Regions from separate parts of the Homo sapiens genome. Here regions 1, 2, 3, 4 and 5 are each linked to region 6. Evidence: chromatin contacts called from ENCODE Hi-C or POLR2A ChIA-PET data. All regions are on one chromosome and are shown on one strand. Each heading gives the region's core, a stretch centred on a gene start or an enhancer-like site at or near the end of the contact. The rest is flanking DNA. Distances are from core to core; before and after follow the strand shown. Region 1 has its middle 95 kb from the start of MBOAT2. Region 2 overlaps LOC105373408 (a long non-coding RNA gene). Region 3 has its middle 23 kb from the start of LINC01871. Region 4 overlaps LOC100506274 (a long non-coding RNA gene). Region 5 has its middle 47 kb from the start of LINC01871. Region 6 has its middle 80 kb from the start of LINC00299.

What was found. Hi-C counts contacts between places; a loop is a spot of excess contacts on that map. ChIA-PET counts read pairs that join two places held with the same protein, here RNA polymerase II (POLR2A). Pooled maps may share reads with other maps.
Region 1: a pooled map shows a loop between it and region 6 (6-fold over the local background). The contact joins two enhancer-like sites. A Hi-C loop is called at or near these places in 1 of 37 single-sample maps with no recorded cell type and 3 of 50 pooled maps. POLR2A ChIA-PET finds 5 or more read pairs at or near these places in 1 of 52 experiments (GM10248).
Region 2: a loop to region 6 is called in a pooled map, with 9 times the contacts of the local background. The contact joins two enhancer-like sites. A Hi-C loop is called at or near these places in 4 of 37 single-sample maps with no recorded cell type and 9 of 50 pooled maps. POLR2A ChIA-PET finds 5 or more read pairs at or near these places in 2 of 52 experiments (activated CD4-positive, alpha-beta T cell and naive thymus-derived CD4-positive, alpha-beta T cell).
Region 3: a loop to region 6 is called in a pooled map, with 5 times the contacts of the local background. The contact joins two enhancer-like sites. A Hi-C loop is called at or near these places in 1 of 168 maps with a recorded cell type or tissue (GM12878) and 6 of 50 pooled maps. POLR2A ChIA-PET finds 5 or more read pairs at or near these places in 1 of 52 experiments (activated T-cell).
Region 4: a pooled map shows a loop between it and region 6 (9-fold over the local background). The contact joins two enhancer-like sites. A Hi-C loop is called at or near these places in 1 of 168 maps with a recorded cell type or tissue (GM12878), 3 of 37 single-sample maps with no recorded cell type and 11 of 50 pooled maps.
Region 5: a map of GM12878 shows a loop between it and region 6 (7-fold over the local background). The contact joins two enhancer-like sites. A Hi-C loop is called at or near these places in 1 of 168 maps with a recorded cell type or tissue (GM12878), 7 of 37 single-sample maps with no recorded cell type and 11 of 50 pooled maps.

What each region holds. Positions count from the first base shown.
Region 1 is chr2:9,097,248-9,100,923 of GRCh38, reverse strand. No RefSeq gene overlaps it. Among named protein-coding and RNA genes, the nearest start is that of MBOAT2, 95 kb to the right of the region's middle. Within about 2 kb of position 1,468, at least 2 of the 41 ENCODE cell types and tissues checked have a DNase peak (open chromatin) inside an H3K27ac peak, as active enhancers do.
Region 2 is chr2:7,846,135-7,849,865 of GRCh38, reverse strand. All of the region lies in intron 1 of LOC105373408 (a long non-coding RNA gene), which reads left to right. Among named protein-coding and RNA genes, the nearest start is that of LINC01871, 120 kb to the right of the region's middle. Within about 2 kb of position 1,870, at least 4 of the 41 ENCODE cell types and tissues checked have a DNase peak (open chromatin) inside an H3K27ac peak, as active enhancers do.
Region 3 is chr2:7,746,971-7,750,705 of GRCh38, reverse strand. No RefSeq gene overlaps it. Among named protein-coding and RNA genes, the nearest start is that of LINC01871, 23 kb to the right of the region's middle. Within about 2 kb of position 1,490, at least 4 of the 41 ENCODE cell types and tissues checked have a DNase peak (open chromatin) inside an H3K27ac peak, as active enhancers do.
Region 4 is chr2:7,435,644-7,439,228 of GRCh38, reverse strand. The region is part of intron 4 of LOC100506274 (a long non-coding RNA gene); the gene reads right to left. Among named protein-coding and RNA genes, the nearest start is that of LINC01871, 290 kb to the left of the region's middle. Within about 2 kb of position 1,933, at least 4 of the 41 ENCODE cell types and tissues checked have a DNase peak (open chromatin) inside an H3K27ac peak, as active enhancers do; they include GM12878, where a contact is called at or near this core.
Region 5 is chr2:7,770,893-7,774,977 of GRCh38, reverse strand. No RefSeq gene overlaps it. Among named protein-coding and RNA genes, the nearest start is that of LINC01871, 47 kb to the right of the region's middle. RefSeq lists an enhancer at 1,227-1,276. Within about 2 kb of position 1,382, at least 4 of the 41 ENCODE cell types and tissues checked have a DNase peak (open chromatin) inside an H3K27ac peak, as active enhancers do.
Region 6 is chr2:8,406,783-8,410,760 of GRCh38, reverse strand. No RefSeq gene overlaps it. Among named protein-coding and RNA genes, the nearest start is that of LINC00299, 80 kb to the right of the region's middle. Within about 2 kb of position 1,845, at least 6 of the 41 ENCODE cell types and tissues checked have a DNase peak (open chromatin) inside an H3K27ac peak, as active enhancers do; they include GM12878, where a contact is called at or near this core.

The sequences.
Region 1 (3,676 bases), core at 219-2,718, 690 kb before region 6:
CTTAGAAGTCATGGCTTCTAGGAGAAGAAATGTTATGATATGCCCAAGTGGACTGAGCCTTTGTCCACCTCCCACCGCGCAGGAGCTGCTGAATCACGCTCCTGGGTCCGAGAGTAACACTGAGAATAACTGAGAGGACAGCGACCAGGGGAGGGCCTTGTGGACAAACTGTGTGGATGCTTGGCTGCAGGTCAGGCGGGACAGCGGAAGTTTCTGTTAATAACACAAGTTGAAACTAGCATGTGAAGATGACGGTGAAGATGAGACGTCCCCTTTCCCAAAGCTCAGAACTATGTAATGCTTGCCACCATCACCCTGCCCCTGGAACTTACCTAGAACCCCAGAGAAAAGAAGACAGGGGAACTCCAATATGACTGAGATTAGTAGTGAATGCCCCAGGAGAGGGAGCTAGTAATATAGAAAAATAAAGTCATATTTTTTGCATAGTTATTTTTATTATTATTTTTTTTGAGACAGGGTCTCATTCTGTTGCCCAGGCTGGAGTGCAGAGGCATGATCATGGCTTACTGCAACCTTGACCTCCTAGGCTCAAGTGATCCTCCCATCTCAGCCTCCCTAGTAGCTGGGACCACAGGTGTGCACCACCATGTCCAGCTAATTTTTTTATTTTTAGTAGAGATGGGGTCTCACTATGTTGTCCAGGCTGGTCTCCAAGTCCTAAGCTCAAGTGATTCTCCCACCTCCCAAAGTGTTGGGATTACAGGCGTAAGCCACCACACCTGGCATGCATATTCATGTTTGATTTCTGAGAGTTGCACCACTTCACAAAATTTTCTTAGCTATAGTTTCAAATCATGTAATCTACAGAGAGGGTCTCTGCAAGGTCCTAAAAGTGCTCTTAGAATGCACACAATTAATTTTAAATGGAAGCCTGAATGCTACATGAAGCGTTTTCAGAGTTAAGAAAGAGGTGTTTCCATTAAGTATGTTTGCCATCTAAAAGTCTTGGTAATGACCTTCTGTATTTCTTTGTGATACTTGCTTCAACCTAACACAATGGTTTTATAATCTAGGACTTTGAGGACTGTGTATTATTACCCTAGATTTTCTTAATTAATGGAAGTATCTTGGAACATTTGCTTCCTCTATAGGAACATCCTTTCTTTTCCTATCCCAAGCCTCTCCCAGGAACCATTGCTGAACTTGTCTTCCCTAGGGAGGGCTAATGACAGAAGATGCCTGCTGGCTGCCCACCGCAATGCCTGGGCCAGTTTCCAGCTGCCGAAGACCCTTCTTCAGCATATTATGTTGGTTGATGTCAATGTCAGGGGAACGGGGCATGTGACAGGAGAACGGTGTAGGGGCAGCCCTGGATCAACCATTAGAGAATCTTGCAAAGATCAAAAACAAACACACAAAAGGAGCCGAATCATTTAAAAGTCTTAGTCACACAAACGAAACCAACCCACAGCAAAGCAACCAAGCCGAACACCAAGGTCAGGAGCACGGCTTGTTGGTTAAAGCAGCTGCAAGTGTGGCTGTCTGTGCTCTGCCTGTGGAGAAGTCACCCACCCACTCTGAATCTGTGTTCTCCCCTTCAAAATGGACACGAATCACATCCTCCTCCTAGTGTGATTACAAGGGTTAAATGAGGAAAGCACTTTGTGTCTAGAATTACTTAAGGGAGGAAGACATTTTGTGTCTAAAACTACTTAAGGATGTAAGGAGAATACCAAGAGCCAGACCAGATTTGTTTTCTGTGATTTTAGGGGTGTTAAGCCCCTTCCCTTCAGGTGTCAGTTAACCCTTTAGAAGTCCCTCTGGGGGGGAGATATTTTGGGGGTAGCCATTCCAACTGCTTTGGAAAATCTGGTCTTCAAGTGTTTCATTTATATGGAAAAGGGGATCTTATTTCTAAATATCTTCAAGCTTCTGGCTTTTGTTCTCATCCATTCATTCAACACACATTCTCTCACCGGTCTGGGACCACGGAGCCTCCATTTGTTAAACTATCCCTGTCCCAGACTCTGAAACCCACTGAGTCCTCAACAAGAGGTGTATAGGGAGGCCCAGGCCAGCCCTGCTCAGTGTCAGCGCCCTTGAAGGGCCAGAGATCTGGCCCACGCTCCAGTCCAGGAGGCCAGCACTGCCCACGCCGGTCGGGAGGTGACTACATACAAATTCTGACCGGCAACATCACGAAGCACAAAGTGGGGACGCCAGGGTCAGCTTTAGAGCCCTCGGCTGTGCTTGGGGCCAGAGCCAAGAAAGCAAAGGACCTACTGCTGGGTGTGGGGAGGAGAGGGAAGGTGCCTGCACTGAGCACAGACCCCCTGGTCAGCTGCAGGTGTGCCATGTGGGAGAGGGTCAGCCTCGCCCAGACACAGAGGTTTGGGGCCCACCCTCAGTGGGGAGTCTTGCAACTGATCCTCCTTTGACCTTGACACTGTACTTCTCCAAGAACTGGCTTGTGATGGTCCTACTGCTCCCCCAAAGGGCTGCCTGTTCGGTCCCTGGGTCCCTCTTTTCCCTGTGCCTTTCCTGATACTGGTGTATGTGCCCAGAAACCTGTCAGCTACCATCGGCCTTATCCCTGTTTGGACAAATTCCCAGGATCCTGGTTTTGTTCTGACTAATGAGACTTATGTCTTGCCCCCTGTGGACAGATTTCCAGGCTTCAGATCCTCTGGTGAGTCCCTGCCTCCTGGACCCACCATCAGGGTTGTCCTGGGCTCACAGTTCCACCATCCCACCGCCCCACGTTTGTGGTTTATTCCTCGCACGCCCCGTTAGTCCCGTGCACAGAGCTCACTGCTCTTGCCCTTTATAACTCTGAACACAACTGTGTATCTGTGCTTATTATTCAGGTCTTTCCTACTAAACCGTCCACTTCCTGAGAACAAGGGCTAATGTCAATTCTCTTTTCTCTACTGTTGATTTCTTAGTGCCTAGTACAAAGAACATTTGTTGAATGAGTGAATGGATAATCATGAGTAAATTAATGTACATCCACCCTTATTTTCTAAAAAGTAATGGTAGGCAGCTTCCTTGCACATCTATTATTTTCCTTGATTGTTGGACAACCAAGGGTTAGAATCCTTTAAAGATGAGAGAATAGAGGCCCAGAGTGTTCATGATTCCACAGGCATAAGGCTACAAGGCATGGACTAGCCATTGTAACCCCTGCAGGCAAGTCTTGGGGGTGGGCAGACACACACACACACACACAAATACACACATCACATATACATATACACATATATATACACATACACACAAATACACACATCACATATACATATACACATATATACACATACACGCAAATACACATACACACACAAATACATCACATACATACACATACATATACACATACACAAATACATAGATATACAGACACACACACACGCACGTGTGCACGTGGAGAGGATGGAATGGGCTGGGCACGCATGCAGGCCACTGTACTATAAATAGTGGCAGTCATGACCCTCCCCACAGCTCTGGGAGATGCTTGTGGAGCAGGGAGCATTGAGCTTGACATTCTTGACATTTCGGTGTCCACAAACCATGGTGACCACGTAATCACAGTCGCAACACAGTCCCCGGGGGCTGCTGGACAGGCTGAAGTCTTGTTGGGGAAGTTTCTGGGCACTTGGAGAAGGGGCCCTGCCAGTCCCACAGCCTCCCTGGGGGCTTCCAGGCTCCCCCTGCC
Region 2 (3,731 bases), core at 621-3,120, 560 kb after region 6:
TGGAGAATTTGCATTGGTGAGTTGAGGACAGCCGCCAAGGTGTCAGGGCAGGGATGGTGGGCACAGTGGGCAGCCTGTGGCCGGTGTCTTGCCATGGTGAGGAGGTGTGAGTCTCCACCGGGAAGCAGGGCCGTAGGAGGCCAGCTAAGGCATGGATCCCACCCTCAACCCTCAGAGTGGCTCCCATGCTCCACCCAGGGTGGCAAGAGGGAACGGCCAATGCCAGCAGTCAGTTCAGTACTCTGCCTCCATTGCTGTTTTCCCAGCTTTCTGTGCAGATCCTGGAGCAGCCAGAGGCAGCATAAAGCTGGGGAGAGAGGAGGAGGAGGAGGAAAGATGGAAGAGCCCACACTCCTTCCTCCGAGGCTCCGGGAGAGGAACATCTCCCTGGACTGGAAGGTTCCAATTAGACAGTACTAGTCTTTTAAAATAGCTGACGATGACTCTTAATTATCTAAAATAATTATATGTAATTGAGATCTGGCACAGGCTGGAGAAAGAAATCAAGCTTTTTATATTTGTCTCCTCATTGAGTTTAGCTCACTTAATCCACTGGATACACATCTACCCTTACAACAAATACTTACTGAGAAACTATTACAGATAAGACATGGTCCTGAGGAGCAAGGGCCTGCGGATACAAATTGTTCAATGATCTCTAACCTCTGGCATCTCAGTCCAACAGTGGGAATGGTGGCTCAGCAACTCAATACAGCATAACACCAAGAGGGCTGTCATAAAAGGACAAACACATTAAAAATTACTATGGAGAAGGATGAAGGTAATTGTCTAGGTGGCTGGCAGCTGTGGCCTATGCCCTTGTGTGCCCATGCTGTGGTCTCTACTAACACTCCATGATGGGAAATGCCCCAGGAGACGGATCCTGCCTGTGGGTAGTGGGTGCTTTTGAAGAAAGTGAGATGGAAACAGACTAGCTAGGAAGCCACTGGATGTGGGGCAGGATGGTGTGTAGGGACAAAAAGAAAAGACAAGAACCCGTTTTGATAGAATTGCTCACTGGGAACATCTTTTTTTATGAATATCAAACTAATTCTCCAAGTCAGCCTGGAGTGCAGAGTGGCCAGTGGGAATGCATGCCGCTGAAATTGCTTAATTAAAGGCATGATATCCTGTGTTCATTTAATGCTTTACTTCATGGTCACTGTTTCTTATCTCACAGCAAGGTCCAGGCCTCAGCATCATGCAGAGAACACTGCATCATCCAGAGGCCAGCATCAGAGCCTCCTGGGTAACTGCAGGAAGGGGTCCTCGTCTTGGTGGCCCCAAGTGGAACACCTTTCAAATGAATGCCCCCACCTATAGGGTGGGTGTATGGAGGGTGAAGGAGAAGCGATCACACTTATGGTTTCAGGACCCAGGGAAGATAAAAAAGCAGAGGTGACTGAGCGTCTGGGGAAGAAGGTGATAAACAGCTTCTCAGAGCTTGCAGCACAGACAGCTCCATTCATAACTTGTTAAATGGAAGCTCAGGAATGCTTTCAACAAGCGGGGACATCTTATCTGCAGCATGGATGAGAAATTTCACTCACAACAAAGCTCAGCATAGAAAGGGCTCTTATCTCAGAGTCCAGAATGAGGATATTAGTAACACTGCCTGCTTCTTTCTCAAACCCTATTAGCGTCAGGTAATAGGTTTCACCAGTGGCTTTTAGCATTTGCTCAGCTGCAGAGAGCTACTGAAAAAGAAAGTTTCTTTGGAAACAAGAAGACTTATACTGAGAAACATTACCCGATCATTGAGGTTGCTATTGATTCAGGTATTTCTGAATAGTTGCCTGGAAAGCATTTCTGTAGAGTGAGTCAGGCTTTTGCCCTTCACTTTTGTTTTGAAGATGAGAGTAGTTGCTTCTGGGCAAGGTTTCAGGAAGCCAACATACACACACACACACACACACACACACACACACACACAAAACTGTGTATGTGTGTGTTTCTGTGAATGTACGTCTTTATGTTTTTATGCTTTACTGAAATCGTTTGAAACTAAGGGAATACATGAGGAAGCTTCTAGGGATCCCTGAAGTTCATGAATTTGTATAGAAGACATCTGTGGCTTTTTAAAATTTGTACTGGAGAGCAGGGTCATGCTCTAATTAATGACACGAGTAAATATACAAAGCACTTCTGCCTACATTACTGGAGAAAAGGCCTGAAAGAGGTAGGTGAGAGCTATGCTTTCTATAAGGTTGGAGCAAACAACAAATGCAAAAGCCCTGAGTTAGGAACGTTCCTGAGATGCTCCAGAAATAGCCAGGAGGGCAGTGTGGATGGAGCAGCGTGAGTGAGGAAGGGAGTTGTAAGTGATGAGGCCAGAGAGAACTGATGTGTAATGGTATGGGTACGGCTTACACACCATCACACATCAGTTCTGGTGGCCAGTGCAGTGGCTCCCGCTTGTGATCCCAGCTACTGGGGAGGCCAAGGCAGGAAATATAGCTTGAGACCAAGAATTTCAGACCTGCCTGGGCAACATAGTGAGACCCTGACTCTACAAAAAAATTAAAAAAAAAAAATGCCTGATGAACCATTCTAAGAATTTCAGCTTCTGTATCTGTGTGAGATGAAAAGCCAAGGGAAGCTTTTGAGTCCAGAAGTGTCGTGATTGGATTTTCATTCTGAATGATTTCCACAGGTTGTCCTGTTGAGAATAGAATTAAGGAGGTTGGGGGATAGAGAGGCTCAGGGTTGATCAAGGGGTGATTGCAATCATTGAGGTAAGAAATTATGGGGATTTCACTTAAACTAGAAGCCATGGAGGAGATTAGATGAAGCCATTTTCTGGATGTGTTCTGTGGAGCCACTAGGATTGTTGATGGATAGGTTATAAGCGTCAAAGAATGAACGGAACCATGGATGACACTGATTTCCAAAGCAATCTCTCCATCTTTTTTTATTTAAAAATCCTGGCACCCCAGCGGCTTTGATCTTGGAAGCTGGTGAGCAGCAGTGGCCTCACACTCGTGGTCCATGCCCATGAGGAGCTGTTCCCTGCAGAGGAGGCTCCTGGCTCTGGTAGTCACCTTCTGCAGGGATCATGGGGCCAAGGGCCCACTTAGGGAAATCCCACACCCACTGATCTGTCCTGATCGAATCCTGAATGGACTGTATCAGAGAAATGAGCACCCCTCACACCTTTTCACTAAAGGCAAGACTAGAAAGAGGTGGGTAGGGGGTTGGGGGAGAGCTGATGCCCCCAGAGCACTGGAAATCAAATAGCGGCAGGTGCTCAGCAAGGCCATGCTGGCCACCCTCTGTTTGCCTTTCAGACCCTTCTGCCTCCTTCCAAGTCCAGCCCGTGCCCCAGGACACATCCTTAGGGAATGCCTCTGGAGCCTCTGGCTTCAGGTTGAACTTGGGTATTGAGGAGCACCCGCATAAGGAGAGTTAGAGAAGGGTCAGGTGTGTATCTTATTTGTTTATTCATCTTGTTTGTTACTCTGTTTCTCCTTTGACATCTTCTTTTGTGTAAAACAAATTATTTTCAGTATACTGTTAGTAATGTATTAAATTTTATGTCTATATATACTGGCTCCTTAAAGGAATGCAATACATGTCTTTAACTCATTGCAATCTAATAATTAGTGACTTAATTTTTGTAACACGTAATAATTTTGCACATATATATTTCTATGCCCTTGTCCTCTCTCTGATGGGCTCAGGGTCTGGCTGGATCTCTTGACTCTCCTGAGGCCCCCACCCCTGCTTAGTGG
Region 3 (3,735 bases), core at 241-2,740, 660 kb after region 6:
GATAAAAATTGACATATTATTTTAGGAAAAGATTGCAAGTGTGTACAAATTCGAGCTTTTACAGGTAAATGAGAGAATTCTTTTCACATGTCATGCTCTCCAGCATTAAGGGGTTTCCAAAGTTACTTCTAATTTGTAATGCAAAAACAGCTTTTATTACCTTAATTACAAGATTTTATCATTATAGAGCTGCCCTGTCCAAAGCTGTAGCCACCAGCCACATAATTTAATTTGAAATTCACTAACTTACATAGAATTAAAAAATTTAGCTCTTCAGCTGCACCAGCCACATTTCGAGCACCCAGTAGCCCCATGTGGGCCACAGTGTTGAGCATCTCAGAACAGGACACTTCCATTGGTACAAACATTTCAGCTGCTATAGAGGCTAGATTTTATTTTTATAAATTAATAGCTAGTTGTAATTATGTTCTTTCATTTGCAATTGATCGACACAGACACATAACTCAAACCTGCTTAGAAAATAAAATTAAGGATAATTCATTAGCTCATTTCATAGGCAGTCAGGGTGGATATGGATTTCCAGGCATGTCTTAGCATGCTATTTTAAACAATGCTTCCATCTCTCTACAAAATCAGTAACATATTTTTTTTTTCCATTTTCTTCTATCGGTCTCCATTTGGTTGCAAAGATGACAGCTTGTGGTTTATTTCATTCTCGTAAATGTTCTGTCATTAGCAATTTGGTCTGACTTATTTTAATCACATAAATTCATTATGGAAGAATTTTTTAAAGGCTTATTATAAAAATTGTTTATAGTATTCAATGTTTCCATTCAAAATATAATAAACCCTGTATATTATTTGTATTTTACAGATCATAGAAATATTTTTGTTTTCATATACTTTCTACATAAATCTTGCAAAATTTATAGCTAGGTACTTTATGTTTCTACTACTATTTTGGATAGGGTCTTTTTTTCATTTTATTTTCTAAAAGCTTACTGCTCATTTCTAAAAAAAATATTGAATAATCTGTATCTATATTTTATCTGTTTACTTTGCTTATCTAAGTTATTGAGTCTAACATTTTTTTCAGTTGATTCTCTTAGGCTATCTAAGGTATAATCTAAGTATATTCTTTGAATTATAAATGGACTTTTTAAAAATTATTATTTCAAGTAGTTCCCGTTATGTTGGTTCTTGTCTCTTTTCATTCACTAGAACATTCAGAACTATTTTTAAAAATTTGATTTTAAACATTAAGAGTGCTTGCAGTTGTATACTTCGAAAAATTCACCTTGAAAAGACGAAATACAAATTTGAAGTGAGTTCTTTAAATCTTTATTTGGTCCTATATAGAACAATGAAAGGTCTTTGTTGCCATTTTTTTAAGAAAAATCGTATTGCTAGAGATTCACTTTTCTTTCTTCTTGTTGGATGACTAAACAGGAAGAGCGTAGAGCTGCCAAGCCAGGCTTTGCTCAGCTGCATCCTGCCCAGCCTCAGGCGCTCAGTGACCTCAGTAGGATCGGCTGCTCCTGTCTTCGAGCCATCTCTTGGCGAAGGACTTTCCAGGTTCCTCGGCAGGCAGTTGACGATGTAGCACCAGGGGACTCCTGTCCCTTGGTCACGTCCCTTTTTTCAACGTGACCTCAGTCTGGTCCTCTCCAGGCTGTCTTTACTGAGGACAGGCCATGCAGATCCCTGGTCAATCTTGCTCTGCACCCAGGTTGTCAGCATCCTCAGGGTCCACATCTTTCTCCCCTGTACAGAGGGGCTGGAACCCTGCTGTGGCTGGATATGGGAACAGCCACCCGCTGTGGTGGGAACAGATGTCATAGGGCTGGCCTTCAGGAGCTGTGGTCGAGCTCTCATTTCTCACCACACTTTCACACTATTAGTTGTTTAGAGGTACTTTACGGCTGCAGAGCGTCTGTGACGGCTAAAATTGTCTGTTTTACTGGTTACAAAGGGCCTGTTCCAGAGTCTGAATTTAATGGAATCTCCACGCTCTCTCGGCAGCCCCACAGCCTCTCCAACGCAGCGTCACAACGTTTCTGGACGTGGATTGCTTTGTAAATGTCTTTAATTTCACTTTTCACTTTCAAAATACCAAAACTTGAAATGTATATGATAGGTTGCTTGTTCAACATGTAATACAGAATTATGATCGGTACACATATCAAAGAAAAGACCTTGGACCTATAGTGAATTAATGATGAACAAACGTATTTTTGCATGTTTTAAAGTAACACAAAAATTTTAGCTTAATAACCTATTTTTAATTCCCAGTGTTAAATTCTGCTAAAAAAGTTTAGCCTAAAGCTGTCTCCTTACATATTTTAAATTCAGCCTGAAGGTTTCTTCACGTACAGTGAACTGAAACCTAACTAGATGTTAAACAAACTGGAACCAACCCTTGTGCCCATTACTGAGTTTTGGCCAAAGGCAGCCAACTGTCCAAACCAAGTTCAAATAAGACACTACCCAGCTGTAACAAGTCTGGCTGTTTCTGACCTCACTTCCGTCTTTTCTACCTGGGATTTCCTTTTTCAGTCTTTTTTGTTTTAAGACAGAGTCTCACTCTCTCTCTCTTTTTTTTTTTTTTTTTTTTTTTTTGAGATGGAGTCTCGCTCTGTCGCCCAGGCTGGAATGCAGTAGCATGATCTCGGCTCACTGCAATCTCTGCCTCCCGGGTTCAAGCGATTCTCTTGCTTTAGACTCAAGAGTAGCTGGGACTATAGGCACCCACCACCATGCCCCACTAATTTTTGTATTTTTAGTAGAGATGGGGTTTAACCATGTTGGCCAGGCTGGTCTCAAACTCCCGATCTCAAGTGATCTGTCCCCCTCGGCCTCCCAAAGTGCTGAGATCACAAGTGTGAGCCACTGCACCCGGCCCTTTTTCAGCCCTTAAATCTTCCCCAATCACCCAACAGCACCAGAGTCTCTCTGGTTCAGGGAACTGCCCAATTTGCAAATCATTGTTTGCTCAATTGACCTCTGTGAAATTTAATTCGTCTAAGGTTTTTCTTTTCACAACTGTTATTTGTGTGCATTCTCAAATCTTGATAGAAATCTTTTTGAAGTTTTATAGAATTAATTGGGTAGCAGTCCATGTGTCTGTGCTCTGGATTTTATTAAATATTTTACAATTAATCCTTTGTTAAATTTTGAAACAAAAAATCCATAGTGTTATACTTGTTAGCATTCTACTCATTCTTTCTACTGTTTTGGCAACTTAAAAATATCTAGAACAGGCATGGTGGCTCATGCTTGTAATCCTAGCATTTTGGGAGGCCGAAACAGGAAGATTAAAGATTGCTTGAGCCCAGGAGTTCAAGACCAGCCTGGGCAACAGAGCAAGACCCAATTCTGCAAAAAATATAGAAGAATTAGCTGGACATTGTGGCATGCTCCTGTAAGGCCCAACTACTCAGGCGGCTGAGGATAGCTTGAGCCCAGGAGGTTGATACTGTGGTGATCCACTGCACTCCAGCCCAAGTGACAGCAAAATTCTATTAAAAAAAAAATCCAGGAAAGTATCTATACAACAAGATGTAAAAGTAATTGGCATTTAACCCCGCACCTGACAGCCTTTCAGGTTTTATACACTACTGTTATTATTCACTATTATTATATGAACTTTATGATTTTTAATACTTTTATTTTTCTGTGTCATAGATTTGCTCTCTCATTTTCATTATTTCAAAAAATTGATCCTTAAAATTTCTGATCTATCTTGCTATTTTCCATATTTTGATAAGTTTTATT
Region 4 (3,585 bases), core at 684-3,183, 970 kb after region 6:
ATAGGATTTAATGAAAGAACAAATGAATAGAGTTTGCTGGTAGAAAACAAGGCTAATTTTCAAACTTTCCCTGCTGACATGAAGAAGAAGGTATTTTCTTTAGCACCAACATGGTTTTTTTTAGCGCTCCCCAGCACTAAAGTGGAAATATGACAATGTACAGTTCACAGGAAGTAGATATTTCACACTATGATTAGTCTTTTTGGGTTGTTGACTGAACCAATCTTAGGACTTTAAAAGTCATAGGAATGCTGTAGCCCTATAACCATGAGTTCATGGCTGGCTGATTAGGCTCCTGAGACTAAAGCAACAGACACACAATCAAACCTCCTACTCTTGCTGCCTAAATTTTATTTATTATTTTTATTTATTTATTTATTTATTTATTTATTATTTTTTGAAACAGGGTCTTGCTCTGTCACCCAGGCTGGAGTGCAATGGTGTGATCTCGGCTCACTGCAACCTCTGCCTCCTGGGTTCAAACAAGTCTCCTGTTTTAGCCTCCTGAGTAGCTGGGATTAAAGGCGGCTGCCACCACGCCTGGCTAATTTTTGTATTTTTAGCAGACACGGGGTTTCACCATGTTGGCCAGGCTGGTATTGAACTCCTGACTTCAGGTGATCCACACACCTCACCCTCCCAAAGTGCTGGAATTACAGGTGTGAGAAAACATAAATGAAAACTGCAGTAAAGTAAACAAAGCAAAAGTGACAATAAGGAGTTGAAGGCAGCTGAGAGTTGAAAGTGTCCTGCAAAAGTCTCAAACTTTGCCGTTTTACTCAGAGAACTCTCTAGAGCCCTGGTCTAAGGTCCAGACAGACATGGTATTATCTGACTTTCTGTTCCCAAATCCCATCTGATTACGTTGCAGCCTCAGTTCTTTATCTGCTTCCCAGCCTATGTGGGTTTAGTGAATGACTGGCTCCCTGAAAACCCATCAGTCCAGATAGTGCCTTTCAGGGGAACCTCTTTCCTCCCAGGCTTGCACAGTGTATTTCAGCTGGGATGCCTCCTGATGACTCCCTCTGGCTGGTTCTGCTACATTCGCTCACTAACCTTTAGATACTCATTCATTATTAATGCAAAAGTGAGTGGTCATTGCCGAGTTGCAGTGGAAAGTCACACTTAACTTTCAATGCCATCTTCCTCTATTCCTGAAAGATGCTATTAGAATTAGGCAGGATGTTATAAGCTGAGAGAACAGCAAAGGAAAAGCATTTGCCTGCCTTCCAACCTCTCATAGCAATGATTAGAACACATTAAGGATTCTTTTCATTCTAGTAAGTATTTTTCTAGGTTTGCTCGAAGACCTAAATCAAGTTAGGGTAGGTTTTCGTAAGTGCCCGTGGTTTGGGCTGAAACCGAAAACTGATTCAAATGATGCAACTATTATGAAAGTTTTTCTGTAATAAAGTAATCATAAAATTGAAATTATGAAATGACTAGTGTTCACTGCCTTTCCATTTTCCAAGTAATTATCTGACGCTTCTGGGGTTTAGCAGATTTTTCTGCTAAATTTTTATTAAGATGAAAAAAGAAACATTTGTAAATAGCACCAAAGGTAGGATGTATTAAAAAGATACAGAGATGCTCAAAAGGCACTGAAATAAACTCTGTTTAATTTCTACTGGGGTCTTGCAAGCTTTTGGACACCCGAGTCAAATATTAAAACAACATTAGGGATTTTTTCTTAAGTTCAGAAACCCCCACCATCTAAGCAAAACATTTAAATTCTATTTTGGCCTTTGTTAGAGTTGGAGCATCATCAAACAGTACTTTTTCTAATCTGACATTTTAGAGGTTGGCAAATAATGACCATGAGCCACATTCAGCCCACTGTCTGTTTTTCTAAATACAGTTTTATTGGAGCACAACCACACCCATTTGTTTATGTCTTATCTGTGGGTGCTTTTCACACCTCAATGGCAGAGTTGAGTAGTTGCAACAGAGACCATATGGCCTGTGGAGCTGAAAATGTTTACTATCTGGCCCTTTACAGAAGAAGTTTGACAATGCCTGCTTTAAATAAAATATGCATTCTATTAGCTGGAGCTAGGCTTTTACAGATTATTAAAATATAACTAAATCCAATCCTTAACTTTCTGAGCTGCCATTACTCCCAAATATATTCCATTTGTGGCTGATAAAAACAATGTTTTTTTATTTTCTTTACCTCTCAAAAAATGCACTGAAGAAAACCTAACATATCAGAAGACCTGTCTATGGAAAAATAGGGGGAAAAGTCTCCTAAGAACAACCTCAGAGGGTTTTTAGAAGAGCAAACATTGCCCAATTTGTTCCCAACCAGTCCCATTTCTGTTGGTAAAATAAGCTCACAGCTTCAGTCATTACTCTTTGGGCCAGCAAGATCAAAGATGTGTTTATGTGAATGTGCCAGGGAAGGAGACAAAAAGCAGAGGTTCTCCACCATGGCTGCATATTGGAAGCACCTGGGAGATGAAGACAGTTCGAAAGCCAAGTCCCTCCCCAGGCCAATTAAATCAGAGTATGTGGAAATGTGGCCAGGGCAGCAGAATGTTTTCAAATTCCCCAGGTGGTTCTCCATTGCAAATAGAACTGAGAGTCGCTGGGTTCCAGTAAGGAAGGGTGCTATATGGAACAAGGACGTCACTTAAATTTGGGGGTTTTCCTTTCCACTGTAAAATGAGAGGGTTGAAATGAAGTTCTCTGAGGTCATTCCCGTCTGTGATTATAAGTGCAGTTCAATTGAATTAAGTTAATTTCCCCAAAAGAGGAAGCATGGAGCATTTTGACACCTTCTGTTATGAAGAAATATGTGGAATGGAAAGTGTTCAGAGCACGAATGGGTTCACTGCCGTGGGAACATGGGAAAGAAGGCTTGACGGTATTTCTGCTACTACTCTGTGGTTCAGTACTTCAGAAAGAAGAGAAGCCAGAACTTCTCTGGGACCTGTGTCAGACGCATGCTGTTACTCCTGCTGGCCTTTGCAGGCACCTCCAGTTCTGGTGGTTCACTTTTAGTTAACAGACAATAACCGAACACATGGTCTGAGGCTCACACTGTGCAGAGAGAGGGTGAAGCTTCTCAAGGGTGAATATTTTCTCTAGAGGAAAACAATGATGGGATAGATTCTGGTTCTGCTGCTTACCAGCTGTGAAAGATGGGATTTATTCATTCTCTCTAGACATCAGTTTTCTCATCTGCACAATAAGAGTAATAATCATCTCTCTATTCTGGTATCCTACAGAGGATTAAATAAAATAATGCATCAGAAGGCTTGGCAAAGTGTCCACCACAATGTAGGCTAAACAAAGAGTATATCATCATTACAATCATTTTCATTATTATTACTGTAATCATCATGATGTATTGGCAACACACAAGTGAATCAAAGGTACTGGCTACCAGTGATTTTCAATTTGTGGTTACAAATGACACCTAACAGGGCTGACTTTGTTAATATTTGAGGGGCTCTATAATAGTAAGATGGGAAGGTGTCTTTCTGTATAAAATACCTCAGACATTACGAGGGAGCCAGGCATGGTGGCTCCCGCCTGTAATCCCAGCACTTTGGGAGGCCAAGGCAGGTGGATCACTTGTGG
Region 5 (4,085 bases), core at 133-2,632, 640 kb after region 6:
AAGATTTCTTGTGGAATTTTTTATTTTATATACTTGTCACACTGAAAATTTAATATGTATTTTTCTAGCTGTTTAATATCTGATGCTCCTATTAGATTCAATTTCCAGAAGGCAGGCCCCTGATTGTTTTGCTCACCTGAGCAATGTCTCTTCAGCACCCAGCGCAGGCCCCATGAGCACAAGTACTCACAGAATAGAGAAACGAAGGCATGCCCAGCACCCTAGAGGAAGGACTGTCATAAAGAAAGAAAGAAAGAAAGTCACATTTCTGAGAACTACTGTGTGCATGTGTGCATCAGAGTGTCCTAATGTCAAATCACCTCTGTTGAGTCCCTCATAGGGTAAAACTTTCAGGGAGGGCCAGGATGTCTGCAGAAACGTTTCAGGTCCACATTTCTCCAAAGATAGAATGCACAGCTTTTAGAGACAGCTGACCTTCCATTGCTAGGGGCTTCTTAGTGGAAGTGTGCTGGAGACCATGGCTGGGGAACTGGGCTCAGTGAATTGCCATATCCTTTTCTAAACAAATGATTTTAGAATTTTATGACCAGGTGTTACCATAGTAAGACCTGCTCAGTAAAAAAACAAACAAACAAACAAACAAAAACAAAAAACACTATAGGGCTCTATCCAAGGTGCTTGTCTAACTCTCTAACCCCAGTTTCAATTTCTCGCCCTTAGGGGCAAATTGGCAGGTTGTCCCCTGCTCCTCCTGGCCCACACAGCCTTGCTTATTTGTCTCTGTGTGATTTCCTTCTGAGGTATGGCCTCAACATTCCTCTCAACATAGAGTCTGGAGAGCCACATCTGTAGACCTGTCTGGGCTCATGGGAAGTTGACTTGCGCTGTGAAGCTCTTGTAGGGCCACCTGCCACACCCCTCTGATGACAGGGGTCACTCACTGGGCTTGAATCTTCCCTTTATTTCTAAATTCACTTTTTTCTTCTCATTTGTCTGCATTTCCTTTTCTTCTATTGTCATGGTTCTCAGACTTGCAGGTGCTTCAGATCACCTTTGGCACTTGTTAAAACACAGCTTGCTGGGCCCCAGCACCAGAGTTTCTGATTCAGTAGGGAATTTGCATTTCTAACAGATTCTAGGTGATGCTGCTGTGGCTGGCCAGGGGGGCCCGCCTTGAGAGCCACTGCTGTGCTGTGACCCAGGGTGTAAGAGAGAAGCACCTACTGACCATGGACCCATGGCCAGGAACTCCGCATGGAAAAGGACAGCAGGGGTAGCCGCCCACAGGGAAGAAGCGAGCTGCTGCCAAGTGAAACCTGTGGCCAGCCCCACCTTTCTTAGCAATTCAAGCTCTGAATCAAAGTTCAGGCCAACCTTGGGAATTGTGGTTTTTAGCAACTTTGCTGAAACCAAAAACATTGCCCAACTTGAAGTGTCAAAAGCCTGCATCAAGCACTGGCTCTTCCTCTTTTCTTCCGTAGGAGCCTCCACTCCTCCGTATATGAAAGTTTCAACTGCTGTCGTCCTGAGGGTTTGGCAAGGAGGGACATTCCACAGTTGTGAGATGACTGTGTTCTAGAGAGTTGACAATGCGGCATTTGTGTGTGTGGCGACTTCCTCCATAGAAAAACTCCAGAGAGCCTCCCTTCCGATGCTGCTGATACCCTTCCTTCCCAAGGTTCAGAATCAGGGAGTCCATTTGAGCAGAATCTTAAACAATATCACACACTTATGGAGCCACATCAAGCTGGGACATGCCACTGGGTCTAGAAAAAAATTTTGAGAAAGTATTGCTGTCATAAAGCTGATGTGTTTTGCTGTGTTAGAAGGCAAGATAATCTTGCAGAGACACAGAACCAGATAATTCCTTTTAAAGCAAGGTCATGAATAATATATATAGATAGCCATAGTCGCTGAGGGAAGATAGCAGAAGAAATAAATAGAAGAGCTTTAAAAATTGGAAAGAACTTCATAAGAACAGCAATCTGGGGCCAGTCTTGGGGGAAATTTACTCTTGCAATCTAAAATGTCTGAGGGTAGTATTAGGCATGCTGTAGTGGATGTAATGTTCCAAATTCATGTGGGTCACCTTGAATTATAAGCAGAAGGCTCAACTAGGTTCACTATTCTCAATTTGAGAAGGCAAAGACATGCATACTCCATTCTATTAAGATTTCTACAAAACTAGAGAGGGGAGTATGGCTTAGCGATTAAAAGCCAAGAGTGTAGAGCCAGGCTGCCTGGATTTGAATACCAGTTCTTCCACCTACCAGCCATGTAATTCTAGGTAATCTATTGGATGTCTCTGAGCCTCAGTATTGTCATCAGTAAAATGGAAAAATGATAGTTCCTACTTTATGTCGTTTTTAGGAAGACAAAAAGCTTCAATATATGTAAAGTGCTTTGAATGGCACATATTACAACGTTGTTTATTAAATATCTGCTATAGTAGTTAATGAAGTACTGTAGTTATTTGTTAAATAAATACTCGAAGTTGAATTTTAGATGGGTCATGCTTTTAGCCATAACATTCTGTTATGGAGAGAATTCCTATGCTGTGGGAGCTCCATATTTTCTGAAACTGGTAGGAAATCAGAAGTCTTGGCTGTTATCCTCTAAGTAGAGAGAACATGGGCCTTGGAGTCCAACAGGTTTAGGTGCAAATCCTGGCTGTGCCAGTTCCAGTTCGATGACCCTGGGCAAGACGACCACCCTCAGTGAACTTCAGTCTTGTACTCTCTGACATAAATGTCAATGATTTAATTAAAGCACCTGATAAAATTTGAAATATTCACGAAGCCATCTCTAAGTGGGGGCTCATGTCAGTGTGGGTGGCAGGCAAAAGGAGTTATTACTGTAAGCTGAGGAAAGCATGGCAAAGCAATACATGCTGAGAAGCCTGAGGTGTGAACGGGGAAGGGCCCAGGGCTGAAAATCACCCGGACGACATCTGCTTTGCCCTCCTCCTCTCCAGGTGTGGCATTGGTGAGAGCACCCACTGCATGGATGCTGACCACCTGCCTGGCAGCCTCTCAGCACATTCCAGTCTGTTTTGTGAAATCAGGTGCAGATAAAAGCCATACTGAGAAAGCACCCAGAGGCCTGAGCTTTTGCCCCATCGTTGACTTAACTGACTGTGAACTTGGGCAAGTCACTTTTCTTTTCTGATGTTCTTTTATTCTGTCTGCAAAATAGCATGCCTGAGGCCCGTTCTTGTTCCAAGCCTGCTAAAATCAATTGCCCTGCCCAACAAGGCTGTGCATGAGCTTTAATTGCTCTGGGGTGTGCTGCATTGTTCTTACCTAGCTTTGTTTGTCTATGTGCTGGCTTAATGAATCTTCATCATGTAGCCTCTTCAGTTTTCTAGCCTTTGTATTTATGTCCATCAGCCCTTGCCATGGAAGGCCAGCACCTGGCCACATCGTCCTCCCTCTGTCCAAATCTCATGTCCCTTCGCCAGTTCCCTGAGTGCTGTCATCAAGGGACAGTTTAGAATTTCAAAATACTTTAGACAACAAAGGAAAACTAGGATATGGCAAAATCACATCTAACAAATATATTTCTAAAGGGTGTGTGAAGGAAAACCCAAAGGTTAGGTTAGAAATTTTAAGCCTTATTTCATCATTATTTGCACCTTATCTTCATCATCCATAGGATGGGGACAAACAAAAGCAATCTAGCAGAGTGATCTGTACAGTAAGGTCGCTAACTTGTGGTTTTTGAGTATAGTGACTTTTGCGATTGAGTTGATCATTTTATTATTTTCTTTATATGTTTTTACTTTTCTTAGTTAATGTCAATATAGATTATAAGACAAAGTGAGCTTTGGAATATCTCACAGGAATTATTGCAGTGTGGAGGCTATGGAGGGGTAGAACCTGACAGAGGGCTTGCTCTGCTGACCCTTGGCCAGCGGGGACCCAGACAGAGCACTGGATTTGGGTTTGGGAAAGGTGGACTGGGATCCTGGTCCCATCACATGTTAACGATGGGGGATGGTGCAGTTTTCCCGACCTCGGAGCTTCAGCTTCTCATTTGAGGATGAGTAAAAGTGGTGATCTGCTGGCCTGCTATGAATCTCACATGGATGAGGAAAGTTAGATCATAGAGGGAGTCCATCCACC
Region 6 (3,978 bases), core at 596-3,095:
TCCTCCCCCAGACAGGGTCTCTCACTCACAGTACTTTGCACAGGGAAATATCTTATTACCATGCAATCTTTTCCACAGTTGTTTGTGTTTGTGTCTTGAAGTCCCGGAGGGCTGGAACTCTATCTATTAATATTTGTGTGTCTTGCATGTAGAAGGTGCTTAATAAATGGTTGCATTAGTAGGTGCTTAATAAGTGGATTCGAATGAAGGGAAAAAAGGTCCTGGAACCTTTTTTCCTCCTCTAATTTTCCCTGTTTTTGGGTGAATTTGCGGCTAAACTATCCTTGTAGTCTGTCCTTCTGATATTTCTTTGTTTCTCTGTAGTCCCATTGTTGATTATTTCTTCCCCATTCATGCATTTACAGGTCTGACCTATATTAGAACTAGCGGTCTCTGGTCTCTGAGTCCTCGAGGGCTGGGTTCCTAACCATCTGTAAGTGCCAAGGCCAGTGCCAGGTCTTTAGTCAAGGTTAATAGATGGCAGCCGGTGAGATAGAATTCCAGCCTCCTGGGAGCCCCTCTCTAACCCTCCTCTGTTCCATCTCCAGCCCACACCCCCTTCTCCCTGGGCCAATCAGCTGCACTATTTCATCCCATCCTAATGAGGGGAGCAGGTGGCCCAGCCATACTCTGGGTCCCTTCTGTGCTTCTCCTTAGTCTTCCCAGCCACTGCTGATCCAGACCCAGACTCACACATGATGTTACGATGATATGGGCTTCAGCTTTGATCAAAGCTGAAAACTGCAGCTGAGACCTGTGCTGGCTGATAAATTAGCAAAGACTGATTTCAGCCAGTTGGGCCAGAGTCTGCAAATAAGTGGTGCCAAGAGCTGTTGGCATAGTTCTAAGTCAGGCCCTTCTAAACTATTCCTTAAAGAACGTCACATCATGGAGGAGGAAACTGGTGGTGTATTGTAGATGTAGGATGGTATCGAAAGGGCCCTCTGTAACCAAGAGGCCAGTAGTTCCCTTTGTCCCTGTTGATTTTCTGCCAGCTTACTCATACTCTGTCAGTAAAGTGGAGGAGAAGGTCATAGAAGAGAAAAAGACAGGGAGGGCCTGCATGTTTCTGTTATTTCCAGTGTGAACATTACAAGCAAGCTCATTAGGGTAATATTTTCAGTGGAAAGGTACATTTCTACTGGGCACAATGTAAGAATATTTTGCTCATGGAATTTTCACTTAACAATAGGGAAAAAAATCCGTTTTCACCAGGCAGCCTGGGCTCCAAGTATGGATTTGACAAGTGTTTCCCCAAATGCCACCAGGTCTGAAGTACGCAGCTGCTATGGAAATTTCAGAACTCTCAAAAGAGCCCCAAATGTATTTTAAACAATCACCAAATCACATATCTAAATTGCTCTTTCTATTGTTGCTAACAACATTTGGGTGTTATAATTAGAGCGACCCCAGAGATCTTGTCTGAGAAATCTTACACATTCATTTAGCTTCTGGACTTTCTGTGCTTTCATTTAGTGTCATGGTGAAATGCAAGGAGTCTGCCTGGCGACTTTCACATCCTATTCATTAGAAGTTTTACTTTCTGGCCCTAAGACGTTGATGTTTGGGTTTTCAGAAGTGTAAGATCATCTTGAATCTGAAACTGTCTTATCTTTGTGTCATTTTTCTTGAAGTCTCACCCACCTGTCTCTCAATCTCATGTCAAAAGTCATCCCATGACTCTTCCATGTTGTCTGATGTGATTTCTGGTTCAGTTTAATGAAGTTGTGAGAAAGCACATCATGGAGATGGAAGGAGGCTGTGTTTTCTACTGTGTGACAGTGTCATTGACTCATCCTAGCGATGCCACTCGCCGCAGGGCTGGAGAGCAGTTGATTGGCTCGAAGAAGAGGGCACATGGATTTATGTAAACCACTTGTGACCATGTTCGGGACTTTTGCAGGGCCTTAAAATTCTATCACAAATGACTCAGCTCTCTTCACAGCTATATTTTTTCAGGCATTTTTCCCCATTCAGGTTTGATAATTTTCTCTCTCAGTTCCTTCTGGTTAATCTTCTTATCTTCAAAATGTAAAACTACCATGCCCATTTTAAAATTAATTTACATGCTGAAGTTTTTTTTTTTTTTTTTTTCCAGACAACTTTCTCCTACCCTTTTTAAAGATGATATCTAACAGGGAAAAATCATGCTGACTTCTTAAAGTCTATTCTGGGATTTATTGGCAATTTGTTCACACACATTAAAGGTTATATTAGAAACTCCCCAAGTACTCACATTAACCAATGAATATAGCATATCGCAGATAACTTGGGCATCACTGTGGGACATAAACAAGGGGTCTCATTGCTTTATAATCTATGTATGTATACCCATTACAGCTTGGTATAGAGTAGCATTGAAAAACAGAGTAAGAATAACTTTTTGCTGGTCGGGCGCAGTGGCTCACAGCTGTAATCCTAGCACTTTGAGAAGCTGAGGTGGGTGGATCACCTGAGGTCAGGAGTTTGAGACCAGCCTGGCCAACATGGTGAAACCCTGTCTCTACTAAAAATACAAAAAAATTAGCTGGGCGTGGTGGCACAAGCCTGTAATCCCAGCTATTGGGGAGGTTGAGGAAGGAGAATCGCTTGAACCCAGGAGGTGGAGGTTGCGGTGAGCGGAGATTGTGCCACTGCACTCCAGCTGTGCAATGGAAGTGATACTCCATCTCAAAAATAAAATAAAATAAATATAAATAAATAATAACAAATAACTTTTTTTCTGTAAATTTTTCTGGATTTTTAGTGTCACACAGCATTTTGGCTCAGTTTTAACTGTTCCAATCACCTGAATTGACATTGTCATCGAGATCTTTATTGAATAAAACTGTGTGAATCAGATTCAGCTTTCTTTTGAGGATTAAAGTAGGCATTGGGAAGTATACAGTATTAGTCAGGGTTCTCTAAGCGAAACGTAACCTGTAGGACATATAGAGATAGACACGTGGGAGGTTTACAATGTTAATGGCTCCCAGGGTTGTGGAGGTCCAGACGTCCTGTGACCTGCCCTTTGCAAGCTGGGGAACCATGAAAGCTGGTGGGGAATTTAGTTCAAGTCTGAAGGCCAGAGAACGAGAAGTTTCAATGTCAGGAGGCAAGAGTAGAAGGATGTCCCAGCTCAAGCAGAGGGAGTGAACTCACCCTTCCTTCACCTTTTACTCTATTCATTGGATAGATGATGACACTCACATTGATGAGGATTGGTGTTCCTTACTCAGTACACTGATTCAAATGCTAATCTCTTCTGGAAACGCTGTACCAGGCAACCCAGAAATACTGTTTTACCAACTATCTGGGTATCTTGTAGCCCAGTCAAGTTGAAACATGAAATTAATGATCACGTATAACTTTGGTTAGACTGGAAGGTACAGAATCTGAAGCTCATAAAGTTCCCACCTTGAGGCCCAGGAAGTACTTTTAGTAAATTGCTGGTTACAGAGAAACCTGGAGGTAGAGTGATGATTTTGGACACAACTTTGTATGCCCCGGGTCTGCCTGAGAACTGAAATACTTCAAGAAAGACCAGGAAGTAATTCAGCTGCTCTGTGGGTGACTTTGTCCAGTATATGGAATAGGAATGAAAACCCCTGGTGAATGGAAAGGCTGGCTTGGTTTTCACACCGTTTCCATGCTGCTCTGCTTCCTGAGGGGCAGTTTAGAAGTTCAAGAGGGCTGTGTCCTCACATGGCCGGGGAGACGGAGCACCAAGCTGGGGCTCTGTGTGGTTCAGATCTGCTACCAACTGCGTGTCATTTAAAATCAGTTCTTTTGTGTAAGGATTTAGAAATAAGCTTTATTTTTAAAATTAATTTGTGTGTGTGTTGAGGGTGGACAGTGCTAATGGCATCATTTTAATTGGGATTTTTTTAAGCATAATTTTTAAATAAAATATTTTCTAATTTCGAGCAAGGATTCCTTTATTGGGGATTTTAGCTTTATCTTTTTTTTTTTTTCCCCTGAGATGGAGTCTTGCTCTGT